Regions from separate parts of the Homo sapiens genome. Here region 2 is linked to region 1. Evidence: chromatin loops called from intact Hi-C (ENCODE). Cell type or tissue: endothelial cell of umbilical vein. All regions are shown on one strand.

Region 1 (8,000 bases):
CCTTTCTATTTTTCTTTTTCTTTTCATTTTTTTGACAGGGTCTCACTCTGTTGCTCAGGCTGGAGTGCAGTGGCGTGATCATGGCTCACTGCAGCCTAGACCTCCTGGGCTCAGGTGATCTTCCCACCTCAGCCTCCTGGGTAGCTGGGACTACACATGTGCGCCACGTTGCCCAGTGTCTCAAGCAATTCATCCACCTTGGTCTCCTAAAGTGCTGAGATTACTGGCGTGAGCCACTGTGCCCGGCCTCTTGAGCTTTCTTTTAATGATTATACCAAGAATTCTTCATCACTCACTGCAGGGCCAGGACCAAGACAAAGTGTTAAATGGGTTCCATTTTGCTCTGGCTTCCATCTGGCTTGATTACCAGTCCCGGCCTTCCCTTCTCGCTGTTCTGGGCTTATTCTTGCCTTTAATATACAGTCAATAAGCAACTCAAGAGGGGCCGTATTTCAATCCAGCATTCCTGAAGACCAGGGGGCCTTGTGAACACATTTGTTCTTCACCTTATTTGATTGCAGATCTTTTTTTTTTCTTTTTCATTTTCTTTGAGACAAAGTTTTGCTCTGTTACCCAGGTTAGAGTATAGTGGCGTGATCATAACTCACTGCAGCTTTGAACTCCTGGGCTCTAGCAGACCTACCTCAGCCTCCCAGGTAGCTGGGACTTGAGATGAGTACCACCATGCCTGGCTAATTTTTTAAAAAAATTCTTTTGTAGAGACAAGGTCTCACTATGTTGCCCAGGCTGGTCTTGAACTCCTGGCCTCAAGTGATCCTTCCGTCTCAGCCTCCCAAAGCATTGGGATTATAGGCATGAGCCACCAAGCCCAGTCTGTAGATCCTTTTGAAAATCTGATAGAAAGAATGAAAGCTCTCCCAAATGTGGGAGCCTGTGGCTTCAGGGGAGTCTCCAGAATTCTAGGCATTAGATTTAACATTTAAAAAAAAACAAGGGCCAGTCGCGGTGGCTCACACCTGTAATCCCAGCACTTCGGGAGGCCGAAGCAGGCAGATCACAAGGTCAAGAGATCGAGACCATCCTGGTCAACATGGTGAAAGCCCATCTCTACTAAAAATAAAAAAAAAATTAGCTGGGCGTGGTGGCACACACCTGTAGTCCCAGCTACTCAGAAGGCTAAGGCAGGAGAATCGCTTGAAGCTGGGAGGTGGAGGTTGCAGTGAACCGAGATCGCGCCACTGCACTCCAGCCTGATGACAGAGTGAGACTCTGTCTCAAAAAAATAAAAAAGATTAAAAAAAAAAAACAAAACAAGAATGACGAAAGAGCAGGTGGTGTGGACTTGCTATTTGGAGGTTGAGGGCCTGTCTTCTGCCCCTTCGATCATTAAGGAAGTTATCCAGTCTTATGGCGAGATCAATATCATTACTGTATGGCCGGGCGCAGTGGCTCACACCTGTAATGTTAGCACTTTGAGATGCCGAGGCGGGCAGATCACTTGAGGCCAGGAGTTTGAGACCAGCCTGGCCAACATAACAAAACCTCATCTCTACTAAAAATACAAAAAAAATTAGCTGGGCGTGGTGGCACATGCCTGTAATCCTAGCTACTTAGGAGGCTGAGGTATGAGAATCATTTGAACCCAGGAGGCAGAGGTTGCAATGAGCCGTACTTACTATATATATATAGTAACTTACTATAGGTCTTTGTATATATATATAGTTACTGTAAGACATTTGTATATCGCAAAAAAAAACTATATATATATATACAGTTACTGTAAGACATTAGTATAGTGTAAAAAAAAACTAGAAAAAAAAACCAAAAAACAAACAAGAAAATCTAGCTCCTGTGTGTTTTTTACATGACCTTGTGGCACCTGCAGGCTAATTTTGTTTGTTCAGGTTTTGCCACATCCTGTGATCGTTCATTATCTTTGACTTGATATGTGACCGTACAAGAACATTTCAGTTATGGCCTAACATAATATGTGCTCTAAAAATTCCATTGCAGAAATCATACTTGATGAAGGTGGCCGTCATTCATTTTTGTCACCTAATCATGAATGCCAGTGCCACTTTCCATTTCAGGACTGGCATGGAAAGTTATGCCTGTGCATCAAACAAAAGTTTGCATGAAGAAGGAGCCTCTTGTTCAATTTTGCATGAGATGTTTCCTATTGACTTTGAAAACTTGAAGTGTTTGAAGGCAAGGGGGAAAGCAAATCAACCCAAGAGATTCCACATATTCAAAGACTCCAGCACTTTGTTTACCTAACACAGAACTGTGTGCTGGTGGCGAAATAAAGCCTTTGCCCTGAACAGGAAATCTTGGTGGAGTCCAGGCAGCAGGAGGCCTGGCAGCATTCCACAGTGATCAGCTGAAGGAAAAACAAGAGTTTACAATACTAACCCCAAATGCCCTTTTTGTCTCCCAGGAGAATAATACTATCTTGGCCTAGGAGGGTTGTGCCTTCATGCTCAACTCTTGGTCTAACAGTCATGAAGCTGCAGTAACATTCTGTTTTCCCCTCCTTAATCTTCTTTATCAAAGTCTTAATCCTTTGCTGCTGTTGTTTTTGAGATGGAGTTTCGCTCTTGTTGCCCAGGCTGGAGTGCAGTGGCGCGATCTCGGCTTGCCACGAACTCTGCCCTCTGGGTTCAAGTGATTCTCCTGCCTCAGCCTCCCAAGTAGCTGGGATTACAGGCATGTGCCACCATGCCTGGCTAATTTTGTATTTTTAGTAGAGACAGAGTTTCTCCGTGTTGGTCAGGCTGGTCTTGAACTCCAGACCTCAGGTGATCCGCCCACCTCAGCCTCCCGAAGTGCTGAGATTACAGGCGTGAGACCCCTAATCCTTTTTGTTTGTTTATATTATGAAATTAGGCCATTCTATAAGTGGTACACTTTTCAATTTCTTAAAAAAGGGAAAGGTAAATTATTTGGGGCAGACAACAAAATAGGAATGTAAATGCTTGAACTGTTGATTAAATTTGTGTGTTGTGTTGTTTTGTTTTGCTTTTTGAGCCAGAGTTTTGCTGTGTTTCCCAGGCTGGAGTGCAGTGGCGCAATCTCGGCTCACTGCAACCTCTGCCTCCTGGGTTCAAATGATTCTCATGCCTCAGTCTCCCGAGTAGCTGTGATTACAGGTGTGCACCACCACATCCAGCTAATTTTTGTATTTTTGGTAGAGACAGGGTTTCACCATTTTGGCCAGGCTGGTCTCAAACTCCCAACCTCAGGTGATCCGCCCTCCTTGGCCTCCCAAAGTGCTGGGATCATAGACATGAGCCACTGCGCCTGGCCTAAATTTGTGTTTAATATGGCAGGAGTGACGGCTGGGTCTGGTGACCTCCATTTCTCTATTGAATGGGGAGAAAGCACAGCCTTTGGGGTTTGAAGGGCATTATCGCTTTAAACATGTTTTTTGATTTAAATTTTTAAATATTTTTTAGAGATGCGGCCTTGCTCTGTTGCCCAGGCTAGTTTAGAACTCCTGGGTTCAAGTGATTCTCCTGCGTCAGCCTCCCAAAATGTTGGGATAATAGGTGTGAGCTACCACATCTGGCTGCTTTATAATTTTTTACTTGGCGTTTCTTTATCTGTTTTATGGGGACAATAATATCTACCTGATGGGTGGACACATAGTAGCTGACATAAGTGAGAATCTCCACCCACAAACTTTAAAACTGTTGCTTACGCATCATGCTATTGGTCCACAGTATATGGATTTGTGGATCGTGTCTTCTTCCTTCCATTTGAAAACTAGAACATTTGCTTATCTCCCGTCCCTCTATCACTTACCCCATCCTTTGTGATGGTTTTGAAGCACTGATCATTTTCCTGTATTACTGTGGGGAAGTGGATTATCTGCAATACATGCCTTGTGTTCATTTCCTCTCCTACCAGTCAGGCATGCAGTTTTGATAAACTACCTCCCAAGTTCTGAAGGAATTAGGCTTAACCTAAAATAAACAAAACAATAGAATTTTGATAGAAGTGGAACAGAGGCCTGCAGTGTTGTCCCAGGAGCTGTTGAGGGCAGTGGCGCCTGCTTCTGGCCATGGACAGAGAGATTCAGCATCACCATGTCATTGCAGAATGAAGGGAGAGTTGGCTTTGTTAACCACCTTGGCTGCCCGTGATGCACTGATCAGTTAAGATACCAACATTTCTTATTTACATCCTGTGTTGTTGTTTCTCCGCACCCAAGGGATGTGAACAGAGTGGTGGCAGTGATGGTTGCCAGCCCTCTGTCACCACCCTCTCCACTAGAATGCCATGTATTATGTATTTCCACTGAAGGACTTGATTTTAGCACCGAAGAGTGAGTGAGTGGTCGTGTAACCTGTACCTGCAATCTTGGCCTTGAATTCTCATTTTATTCCTCAATGCACTGGCTTAGAAATCAGCTGGCTGGTAGCTGTGAGCCAGGCCCATGCCCACTGCTTTCAGCTGGAGCCCTGCAGGGCTTTGCCCTCCTGGGTGGCCTTTGCCTGGTACGCCTCTCTTGTGCTGGGCTGAGGGCAGCTCTTGGTTATGTATGATTAGCTCAAATTGTGATTCAAAATTGGCACAATTATATCATCCTAATTAAAAAAATAAACCTGAAAATGTAGTATAAATTCCTAACTTCTGAAAATTCCTCGTAATACCCATCCCAGTTTTCAAAGCAGTTTCATAAGTTACTATTTATTTTTTCCTTCTTTTCTTTTCATTCCTTCCTTCTTCCTTCCTTCCTTTCCTTCCTTCTTTCCTTCTTTTCTTTCTCTCTCTTTCTTCCTCTTTCTCTTTTTTCCTTTTTTTTGAATTGGGGATCTTGCTCTCTTTTGATAATGCGATCATATCTCACTGCAGCCTTGAACTCCTGGGCTCAAGCCATCCTCCTGCCTCAGTCTCCTGTGTAGCTGGGACTACAGGTGTGTTCCACCATGCTTGGCTAAGTTTTTACATTTTTTTGTAGAGTTGAGGTCTCGTCATGTTGCCCAGGCTGGTTGCAAACTTCCAGGCTAAAGTGATCTCCCACCTCAGCCTCCTGAGTCACTGGGACATATTTCTGTGGAATCTCCCAGTTTGGCAAAACATTAACCCTAGAATTACTTTAACATTGTTGGAAAAGAGGTACCCCTTCGACTTCCTTTTGGAGAATATAGCCTCAGAATTTATGCTCCCTAGAAACCAGAAGTGATTTCAAGCAATGAGCTAGAAAGAGGAAATCTCTCTTCTTTTTGTAGACTTACTGCTACTAGTCTTTGGAGGAAGGTCCCCAGGTGGGTATATGTATCATTGTTGTGACACTTGTGATAAGGTTAGCCTATTTTTAATGATAAAGCACTAATCATCCTTTTCTTTTAAAAAATCGTTATAAAAATAAACAGTACAAAAGAGTATAAAATGAAATGTAAGGGCGGGCGCGGTGGCTCATGCCTGTAATCCCAGCCCTTTGGGAGGCCAGGGTGGGCAGATCGCGAGGCCAGGAGTTCGAGACCGGCTTGGCCAACATTGTGAGACCCTGTCTTTACTAAAAATATAAAAATTAGCTGGGCATGGTGGCACACACCTGTAATTCCAGCCACTCGAGAGGCTGAGGCAGGAGAATCCCTTGAACCTGGGACACAGAGGTTGCAGTGAGTCAAGATCACGCCACTGCACTCCAGCAAGACTCCATCTCAAAAAAAAAAGAAACGTAAAAGTCCTAGGTCTTCATGCTTCTCCCCAGAAGTAATTATTGTAGATAACTTTTGTGTATCCTTCCATATACACACCTACAGATCTATATACATAAATATAGATAGACATACATACATATGTACATGTGTATATTGTACACACACAAACAGCACGTATATCTTTTTTTCTAAATACCAATGGAATTTTACCAAAATATTATCTTGCATCTTGCCCTTTTTTCACTTATTGCTATAATAAGGCAGCTTGCCATGTTGGTACATGTAGCTCTCTCATATTTTTACTGTCTGCATAGTATCCCATTGTATGATTGGATCATAGTTTATTTAACGAGATGTCTATTGATGGATGTTTAGATTGACCCATGTTTTTACTCATAAACAATCTTGCAGGGAATCTCCTCTTACACAGCTTATCTAATGCATTTGGTGAATGAATATTCTCATTCATGGAGTCAAACTTGGTAACTATATTGTTGTATTTTGAATATTAGTGATTTAGTGGATTTAAGCAGAAAATATTTTAATGAAATTTAATGGCTAAGTAACAAAAGATCGCCTTTATTTGCACAAGAAACATTCTTACAGATGGTGAAAGTGTTACAGAAGCCAGTTTAGTTGGGTTAATATTATCGGTTAGGAGTTAATTCACAGTAAAGTGTTTGTTTTAGAACATCAAATTAATATGCCATGAAGGAATTTAAGGGGGTGGCATTTTTTATGAGTTGCCATAGTGGCAGATACAGAGTTGTGGCACATACCTCATGAGAATGTACTTCCAGAGGTAGAACTAAAAAAGAATAATTTCTCATAAGAGGAGGTGAGAAATGTTGGGGGTGGATTTTTCTTTCTAAAACCATGCTCATAAGTGATGAAAAGGACAGCTTTTAAAAATCACCAAAGAACTAAATGTATGACTAAATAGTGGAAAGGATCTTAACGTACATGTTTGCACAAAAATAAGAAACTCATTTTAATTCCATGAAACAAATACTAACTATGGTTTAGAGTGAATCTTGACAGCATTCATAGATATGGCTCTCCTTAAATAGACTCTTAGAATTAGATGTATTTGCTCTGAGCTCAGAGTTAAATCCTCATTTCCCCTTATGTCACACCCTACTGCCAAGTGTCTGATTAGCAGCATCCTGAAAGGAAAAGCCGGCTGCCTCCCCTGAAGTGGGTCCCCAGTTCTGTAGTCCAGCTTGCTCCAGAGGTTATTGTCACTCTGCCACCAAAAACAACCAATACAGTCAAAGCTCAGCAGCTCCAGCTCTAGCTGGATGAATTATCTTCTAACCACTCTTACCCCACATTGTACAACTGCATCCATCCTTCCTCAGTTGTACAGACAACTTAAATATTTCCTCTACACCATTGGTTCTCAACCAGTGGCCGTTGCCCCGTGCTGCCACCACCAGGGGACATTTGGTGGAGTTTGGAGACATTTTTGGTTGTTAAAGCCATAGGATGCTACTGACATATAGTCGGGAGAGGCCAGGGATGCTTCTAAATATCCTGCAATGCACAGAATAGTTCCCCCACCCAACAAAGAATTATCTAGCCCGATAGCGCTGAGGGTATGAAACCCTGCTGTACACAGTGATGTCACATACTGAGGTCTCATTGTTATTTCAGTTTTCTGGCATATCTAGTTTATCACATACTACACCTTTGTCAAAAATTGGATTGTTCGGCCAGGCGCAGTGGCTCACACCTGTAATCCCAGCACTTTGGGAGGCCGAGGCAGGCAGATCATGAAGTCAGGAGTTCTAGACCAGCCTGGCCAACATGGTGAAACCCCATCTCTACTAAAAATACAAAAATTAGCCAGGCGTGATGCTGCGCGCCTGTAATCGCAGCTACTTGGGAGGCTGAGGGAGGAGAACTGCTTGAACCCGGGTGGTGGAGGTTGCAGTGAGCCAAGATCGTGCCACTGCACTCCAGCCTGGGTGACAAAGCAAGACTCTGTCTCGGAAAAAAAAAAAAATTGTATTGTTCAATAATGGACCACCTTAGACATCGAGTAACTAAGGGGACTGATACTGTGGTAGAGTGATCTTAGCATTAGGCTAGGTGGCAATTAGGAGATAGGTGTTCTAATCTCATTATTGCCTCTAATTAGCTATGGGACCTTCCGAGCCATTTAATTATCTTTTGTGAAATGAGAGCATTTGCCTAAGTTGCCTAGAGTCTTTCTAAGTCTTAAAATATTCCATTACTCTGCCATTGCACATATATTTTTTAAGTGGGATAAGGATGAACAGTAGGTACATACAGGTGTTCCATTGATTCTTTCTATTTCCCCTACCAATAGACGTATTTCTGTAGGCCTGGCATGATGGCTCACGC
Region 2 (8,000 bases), 56 kb after region 1:
GTTTCTAAAGGCTAATGGCATCTCTTGCAGAACACAACTATTAATCTCAAGTGCTCCATGCCAGTTGACTGTCTTCTGAATTCAAATAAGCACCTACAACTCCTAAATATATAAAAATATTTTTAGGTGTATAACAATCTCAAGTATCAGGCTGAGCGTGGTGGCTCATGCCTATAATCCTAGCACTTTGGAAGGCCAAGGTGAGCAAATCACTTGAGGCCAGGAGTTCGAGACCAGCCTGGCCAACATGGCAAAACCCCATCTCTACCAAAAATACAAAAAATTAGCCAGGCATGGTGGCACACACCTGTGGTCCCAGCTACTCGGGTGGCTGAGGTGAGAGGATCATTTGAGCCCAGGAGGTGGAGGCTGCAGTGAGTTGAGATCATGCCACTGCACTCCAGCTTGGGTGACAGAGTAAGACTTCACCTCAAAAGGAATCTGAAGTATCTATATGTTATCTCTTTTCTTGTTGGCAAAGAGAAAATTTAACAATTGGATGCATGCAAAAGCATTGTGATATCAAGCCCTGCCCTCCTCCTTTTCTTCTTGTAAATTTCTAAAGAAATCCTATTCATGATGGAAAATATATAAAAAGGCAAGTTCCATTCAATTTAAATAATACCAGAATCACTGGGACCAGGGCCAATGGTTTTCCCCCTCAACCATTGTTGTGGGGTAAAAAAGCCATCTCATGGTCTGAGAAGGGAAAATGTGTAACTCGAATAGGTACCAGCAAGAAGGGTGCTGTGCAGGGAATGGGGACCAACAGCAAAAGTCTCTTAGGGAGCTCAAGGCAAATCAACATATTACAGTGCAGCGGGAGTCAACATTGAGTTCCCACTCCTTTCAAGATCCATCCTTTGACCCAGGGGAGGGGTGAGGGGCAGGGGGACATTATTGGTATTTGGGAGATGGACCATTCTTTGTTTGTCCTGTGCACTGTAGAATGTTTACATCCTTGACCCCACTCACTAAATGCAAGTAGCACTTTGCAATCCCTGACACAAAAACATCCCTAGACTCTCCCTGAAGACGTTGCTATCCCCCTTTGACAGCTCTACAAGGTTGGAATATACCAACAGAGAGAATAAGGTGGGGTTTGAACGTAACTGGGAGGATGCATCACTGAGCACGAACTGACTAGTACCATCATTCTTTCCACACATGGACACATCAGGAAAGGAAAAGCAATTAGCTACATTTGCTGGCAAAGAAATGGTGACATCCAAAAGCTACAACAGCCTTATGATTAGAGAGGAGGCTTTATAGTTGGTAGTAAAGCAAATTTTAAAAGGAAATCAAAAACTGAAATGGACTGCAGGCAGCATTCAAAATAACTGACATAGTAAATGACTCAACCCGTATGTCATTGGTCTTCTGAAGGGGAAGGGTTGTTTCTCTGAAGACGACTGGCAGACTGCCTGACATGTGCATGAAAAGTATAGGAGACAGCTAGCTTTTAGCCTCTTTTGTGGACACTGGATTTCAAAATTTTTAAATTAAATGAAACACAGATGAAAATTTTAAATCCTGCATATCAAAGCACATTGACAATTTACTTACCAAGTACGTGCCATGTTGCTTGGCGTTTTCTATTGTACGTGGACAGTTTTGAGGGTTCAACTTTCCCAGTGTTGTTGGTGGGCATCCCCCGCTCTCTCCCACCCACCCCATTGGCCCTTCCCAGCTTCTGTCTTCCAGCCACCACCTCCCAACCCCTACCCAGGACAAGGTCATCTGCGGGTAAGAAGGTAGGAAGGGACCCTTCATCCTGCCATCACGGGACCCCATTCCCTCTCCTTCTCCCTTCAGCTTTCTAACAGCAGCATCATTTGTTAGGCAATTACCCAAGCTAAGGCTTCTTATTTGGTTGCTTGATATTAAAGTAGGCCAGCAAAGGAAGTTTTTACATCTATCCCCCCAGAGGTTTGTTTTAATTTTTTTACAACAATTTTTTAAAACAAAGAGCCCTTTTTTATGAATTATTTGAGATTTGCTCACAAAAAATCAGGCCACCAATCCTGATTTTTCTACAAACAAGGACATTCTCTTCTAAAACAATAAAATCATCAAAATCAAGAAATTAACAGTGATGCATTACTACCATCTAATCCTCAGACCCCATTCACAGCTCTCCAGTTGCCCCAGTAATGTGCTTTACAATGAAAAGATGAAGTTTAAAAAAAGTTTTTTTTTGCATTTGGCTGTCATGGCTGTTTTAGCCTCCTTCATTCTGGGACAGTAGCTCAGTCCTTCCTTGGTTTTCACAAACCTGGCACTTCTGAAGAGTACAGGCCAAGAACTCCTCTCCTGCTGCTTCTATGCCATCAGAACAAGAAAGAGACCAGCATCTGTCTCCCTCCCCTTCCACCCATCCTGGAGGCTTCAGTCCAGTGATAGTGTTCTTGGGAAGAACTTGGGTAAAAGCTCTGGGCATAGCAAGGTCAAGGAAAGTTTCTTTACTATTCTTTAAAAAAAAAAAAAAAAAAAAAAAAAAAAAAAAAAAGACGGGCCTGGGACATAGCTTTAAGCTTTCTGGAAACTAGTGTAGTGGAAATACCATCCCTGCTATCGAATTTTTTACAAAGCGTGTTCTCTGTTTTGGGTGCCCCCTGGCCATTCTGAGTTCTCTCTCTCCTTGAGCCTCCAGGCTGGGTCTCAGGCTGCTGAAGAAAGGCCAGTTGGCAGAGGAGGAGAACTGGAACCAGCCAAGGAGACATTTAGTTTCTATTTCTTCTTGCCACTGGCCTTTTGTTCATCAACTCTGCTTCTCCATTGCGTGGTCCTTTCAGAATAAGATTGCAGGTCACCTCCTCTGAAGAGGGAGCATGCACTCATTCTGCTACCCTGGCACTGCATGTTTCCACAGAGTCCACAGTGTCCCAGTTAATGTCACTACATCATTTCATATCTATGTACATCCTGTGACTATATTTCAGTTGTTTAATGTCTGTAACGATGTCTCTTCTTCCTACTTAGATTCCAAGTACCTCAGATGAGGGACATGATCTTCAGCATCCATCTGTCTATCTTCAACAACTTGTAATGAGTTGCCTTAATATCAGCTTTCTATAAATAAGTGTTGAATGGATGAATGCTTGTCCATGTGTAGGCCTGCGTGTGACTCAAAGAACACATGTCCATATTCTTTTAGAATGTGCTGATAACTTCCGGATAATCTATTTCTCTGATCTTTACATTACCATAGACATTCTAGAAGAGAGATTGTTTAGTAAAACCCTCATTTTAAAGTTGAGAAAGTTGAAGCCCAGAAAGGTTGTATGACTTGTCCAAGATGTCATTTCCAGCTAGTAGCAAAACTAGGGCCCAAACCAAAATCCTACCTCCTTTCCTAAAGCTCCACCCACTGTACCATGCACCTTACTTCAGCATTGGCAAGTACAGATATGTTTATTGTAGCTACTGATTGAGTTCGTAGGGGCAGGGAAATGTCAAAGCTAGTGATTTATAAAAGCTTATATCAGGGTCAGGCGTGGAGGTCCAAGAGCAGGGTGCCTGCCTGGTCAGCTTCTGGTGAGGGCTCCTTTCCTGGCTTGTAGACAGCCGCCTTCTCACTGTGTGCTCACATGGCTTTTCCTTAGTGCTTGCAAAGAGAAAGAAAAAAGAGATCTCCTTTTCTCTTCCTCCTCTTATAAGGATCCTTTCAGATTAGGATTCTACCTATAGACCTCATTTAACTTTAATTACCTCCTAAAAAGCCCTCTCTCCAAATATAGTCATGTTGGGGGTTACAGCTTCAACACGTGAATTTTTTGCGGACACAATTCAGTCCATAGCATAGTGATAGCGTAAAAATTTAAAACACCTTCAACATACTATAATATGATATGAAAATAGTTGTTGTAGTGTGTAGTGGGTCCCCCACCAGGTGACTTAAGAGTGTATGTCTGCTGCTTGAACCCTGAAGGCTGAGCAGTGAGCCAAGGCCATGGTGCCCAGCTGAGGAGTAGGTGTCCTTGAGAACCCAGACATCCCGGAGAGAATCTGAGAACCTACCAAGGAAAACAGTCCCATCGTGCACACGCACGGATCTCTAGAGCTATCCTGCTGCCATCCAGGAGTGCCCTGTTATAAGCCCTAATAAACTCAACTACTCATCAAGCTGGACTTGTCCAAGTTATTCTTTGGTCTTTCAGCACCTTCCCAGTTTGGGGGTGGGTACTACAGTCCCAAGTTTTTCCTGTAACAGCTGAGATCTATTGGTGACAAAGTTACAGGTACTGCTATTAATACTGTGGTTTGCTGCCTACATTCATCATGGGAGGAAATGCTTAATTTCAGGTTGTGGTTAGTGAAAATAAATAAATATATATGTATATTTTTTACATCCAAGTTCACAGGCACCCTGAATTTCTATACAGGGACATCGGGCTAAGAATCCTTGGTCCACACAAGTAATATGTTCTCGTTGTGAGCAAGCAAGTGGCATAACCTCAGGATGGTGAGAACAGATTTTGAAATCAGCTGATATTTCCCATTGCCAGTTACTCAGGAACAGTAAGCATGTTGAACTGAAAATAGACATCATCTGCTCTTGGCTTGCTTTCTGATATTTTTGATTGTGTGTTTGAGTATTGGAATACGTTTTGTCTTGCAGACACCAGTAACTTAAATATAGAACAAAATAACTCCTGGACCGCTGAGAACTTCTGGCTTGACCCTGCTGTGAAAGGCCAGTCAGAGAAGGAAGAGGATGATGGCCTTCGGAAATCCCTGGATAGATTCTATGAAATGTTTGGTCATCCACAGCCAGGCTCTGCAAACTCACTCTCTGCATCTGTCTGCAAGTGCCTGTCTCAGAAAATCACTCAACTAAGAGGCCAGGAGAGCCAAAAGTATGCCCTCCGCAGTTTTCAAATGGCCCGGGTGATCTTCAACCGGGACGGCTGCTCCGTCTTACAGAGGCATTCCAGGGACACCCACTTCTACCCACTGGAGGAAGGAAGTACATCTTTGGATGATGAAAAGCCAAACCCAGGACTGTCAAAGGATATTACTCATTTCCTCTTGCAGCAGAATGTAATGAAAGACCTGTAACTGGTGCCGGGCAGTGTGCAGGGTAGTAATGGAGGTGCTGTGCCATGACCAGCAGTGTTGGTGGCCACCCAGATCCCCTAGGGTCTCTGGCCAGCTCTGTGTGCCCAATCCCAATTAAGTGCTTTGAGGTTAAAGGCTGGCACCTGTGACCTGGTATTGGAGCCAGTCAGCCCATATGGAGAGCCAGCAGGGTCTGGGAGTTCTCCGTCCTCTTGGCCAAGGCCGCTGACTGACTGGGCTACGAGTCAAAAGCCCAGCTCCCTTGCCTCAAGGAAGGACATTCTCTGAGGAGTAATTTATGCTCTAGCACTCCCTTTCCTCTAGATCGGCCTGAGGCTGGGACATTACATGAAATCACACCCTTGCTGGGCTTAATCCCTTTCCCTACCCTCCCATTTATTTACTGGTGTCTCTGGGAGCCTTTCCTTAATAAACCTCTTATATCTGAATCCTTGACTCAGAGTCTACTTCTGGGAGAATTCACCCTGAGAGAACATGCTTCTGTGAGATGAGGTTTTAGAAGGATACAAAGCTCTACACCGAATCAGGTATAAGGAATTATATCAAGTTGTAAAACTGAGACCATGTCATTGAGAATACATGTCCTAAAATAATATAAAGATTGAAATACAGTTGAGAAAAGTATATCACATCTTGATCACACCCTTGCCTCCTCTCCAAAGCTAGAAATCCATGTTTTATCATACTAACTGGGTGTGGAAGGAACATTTGGACAATCTAAAATAACAGCGAAAATTCACAATTCTTTTTAAAATCTCTTGTCTTTTATCAGATTGCAAACGTGAAAGGTGAGAAGGTAACAAATGTGCACCACCCACCACAGTATATGTAAGCACAATTATGCTACGCTAGGCTGATGCCACGTGGCCTTGTCAAGTTGTGTTTGAAGAGAATAAATAATCCTTTGCCCAGGTGGGGCCCTACTTTCTCTTGTCTTCTGCCTGCCTGCACCCTCTGTCACCTTGTGAACGCTTGGCCCCTCACCCCTGCCCTGTCCTTGCCTCCAACACCCTGAGCTCCATTTGCAAAGGCTTGCCCAGAGCAGGACTTCTTGGCCACCTTGTCCCTGTCCTCCAGGCATGAGCCCTTCCTCACCAGGGAGCTCTTTAAATAGCCAGTGCAGGTTTGCACTGGCAGATGCTCCGCTCTGCGGGTCGTGTCCTGAACCCCCATTTGAGACTCAGTTGGTAGAATTACATCACCTGGCACCGGGATCTCAAGCTGCAATTGGAAGCCTCATGCTAATCCCTATCGCAGCAGTGCTTTCAACAAATTGCATTGGCAGAAAGGGTTATATTGCCTTTGGGTTGGGGGGAACAACAAAAGAAGCTGGCAGCCCTGAGCAACTAGATTTTGAGACACTTGAGGTGAAATTTAATTGGCCTAAGATTCCAAAAGCTTTCCAGAAAGCGGATTATGCAAACGGGTCAGCCTTAAAGTATACATTGAGAGTGAGTGTGCCATCTCAGGAAGGTATCCCAGGGACTCTTGGATGGAGAGAGAAGCCTTTTAAAGGTTAGGAATGACACACTCACACTCAGGCTTCCAGTGCTGGGGAGATTAGGTGTAAGAAACAGTGTTCCAGATTGAAGTGTAGAGGCACCTCCTGGAAGGAGACCCAGATGATAGAAATAGGAAATGAACAGGTCCTTGAGAGACACTGGAGAAAACAAGACTTCAGGTTTTCCTCTGACAAGCAATCGTCTGCTTCTTTCTCCATGGGCGTTTCCTATTCAACTGGCCCCCAAATAATCGTGAAGCCAGGGGGACTTATAATTGAAAACCTGGCAATTAAATTTTAAGGTAGCTAGCTTTATTGTTTTTTTAATGAGAGGCATATTAATAGATGTCCTTGAAGAACGCTATCATTTTTAGTATGACTCAGTCACTGCAATGTTTGCGGTTCGTCTCCATGGCTACCCACAGAAGGAAACTGGATTATTTTATGTTGTTTTTAAAAGGACAAAAAATACGAGTTATTTGAATCTTCATGTTGGAAAGCAGCAGCTTCTATTTGGCAATGAGATTTTAGTGTCAAACATTTCATAACCTTTATTTAAATATGTGTGCCAAGAGTGCCCGGTGAGAGGATAGCCCAAAAGTAGAGAGTTTAGAAGTCTCAAAGTCAGAATCACCTCAGGTTTAAAAAGAGTGTGGTGTGTGTTTACTTGCATCTGAATAAGTGTTTGTGACAGGTCAATACAAGATATTTGATTCCCTGCAAACTCACTGCTTAATTTGATCTCTGTGAGGTTAGGATGGCATTTTCCATTTATCTCTGTGAATCTTTAATAAAGGCTAACAGATAAGGATATTGAGGCTTTGGCCTTTGGCATTATTGTCTAATTCTGCCCCACAGATAAATTCACCAACATTATACCATCTCATGCATGTTATGACTGGCCTGTGATATCATCTGTGGCTCTTTTCAGGTCTTTGTGAGACATCAGAACTAAGAGCGCAGAAACATCACAACCCTTAAGAAGAGAACTCCTACCGATGTCTTAAATTCATGTGCTATTACTCATTTCATTAGTCTATTTCTTTGCATAACCTATGTAAAGGCCCATGTAACAGATCTTATTACCAGTAATTAGCACAAAACAATAGAGCCATGCTTTTTTATTTTAAAATAATTTATTTGAAAAAATAGAGATGGGATCTTGCTGTGTTGGCCAGGTTGATCTTGAACTCTTGACCTCAAGCAATCCTCCCACATCAGCCTCCCAAAGTGCTAGGATTACATGTGTGAGCCACTGTGCCCGGCCAGCTTTTTAAACTTTTTAAAGCTTTTAACACTTTTTATTGGATAATAATGATTACACAGAAACATACATATATCATACAAGTGAACACCTTGATGATTTTCACAAACACCCTGCCTGTGTAGCCAGCATCCTGATCAAGCAACAGATATT

The links. Hi-C counts contacts between places; a loop is a spot of excess contacts. Peaks named below come from ENCODE experiments on the same cell type or tissue, not always from the same donor. Only the 100,000 strongest peaks of a DNase experiment are listed, where the experiment ranks them.
Region 2: it touches region 1 in a loop (3-fold over the local background); 2 of 110 quality-filtered maps call a loop at or near these places.

The regions. Positions count from the first base shown.
Region 1 is chr20:5,802,634-5,810,633 of GRCh38, forward strand. The region is part of intron 2 of SHLD1 (shieldin complex subunit 1); the gene reads left to right. Among named protein-coding and RNA genes, the nearest start is that of SHLD1, 56 kb to the left of the region's middle. In endothelial cell of umbilical vein, a CTCF peak has its summit at 3,966; DNase peaks (open chromatin) are centred at 1,868 and 2,308; H3K27ac peaks cover 684 bases.
Region 2 is chr20:5,858,403-5,866,402 of GRCh38, forward strand. SHLD1 (shieldin complex subunit 1) reads left to right here. Exons shown (of 3, transcript NM_152504.4): 3 at 4,622-5,993. The coding sequence ends at 5,061. Among named protein-coding and RNA genes, the nearest start is that of CHGB, 49 kb to the right of the region's middle. In endothelial cell of umbilical vein, no CTCF peak of the experiment used is centred here; DNase peaks (open chromatin) are centred at 4,989 and 6,979; H3K27ac peaks cover 1,806 bases.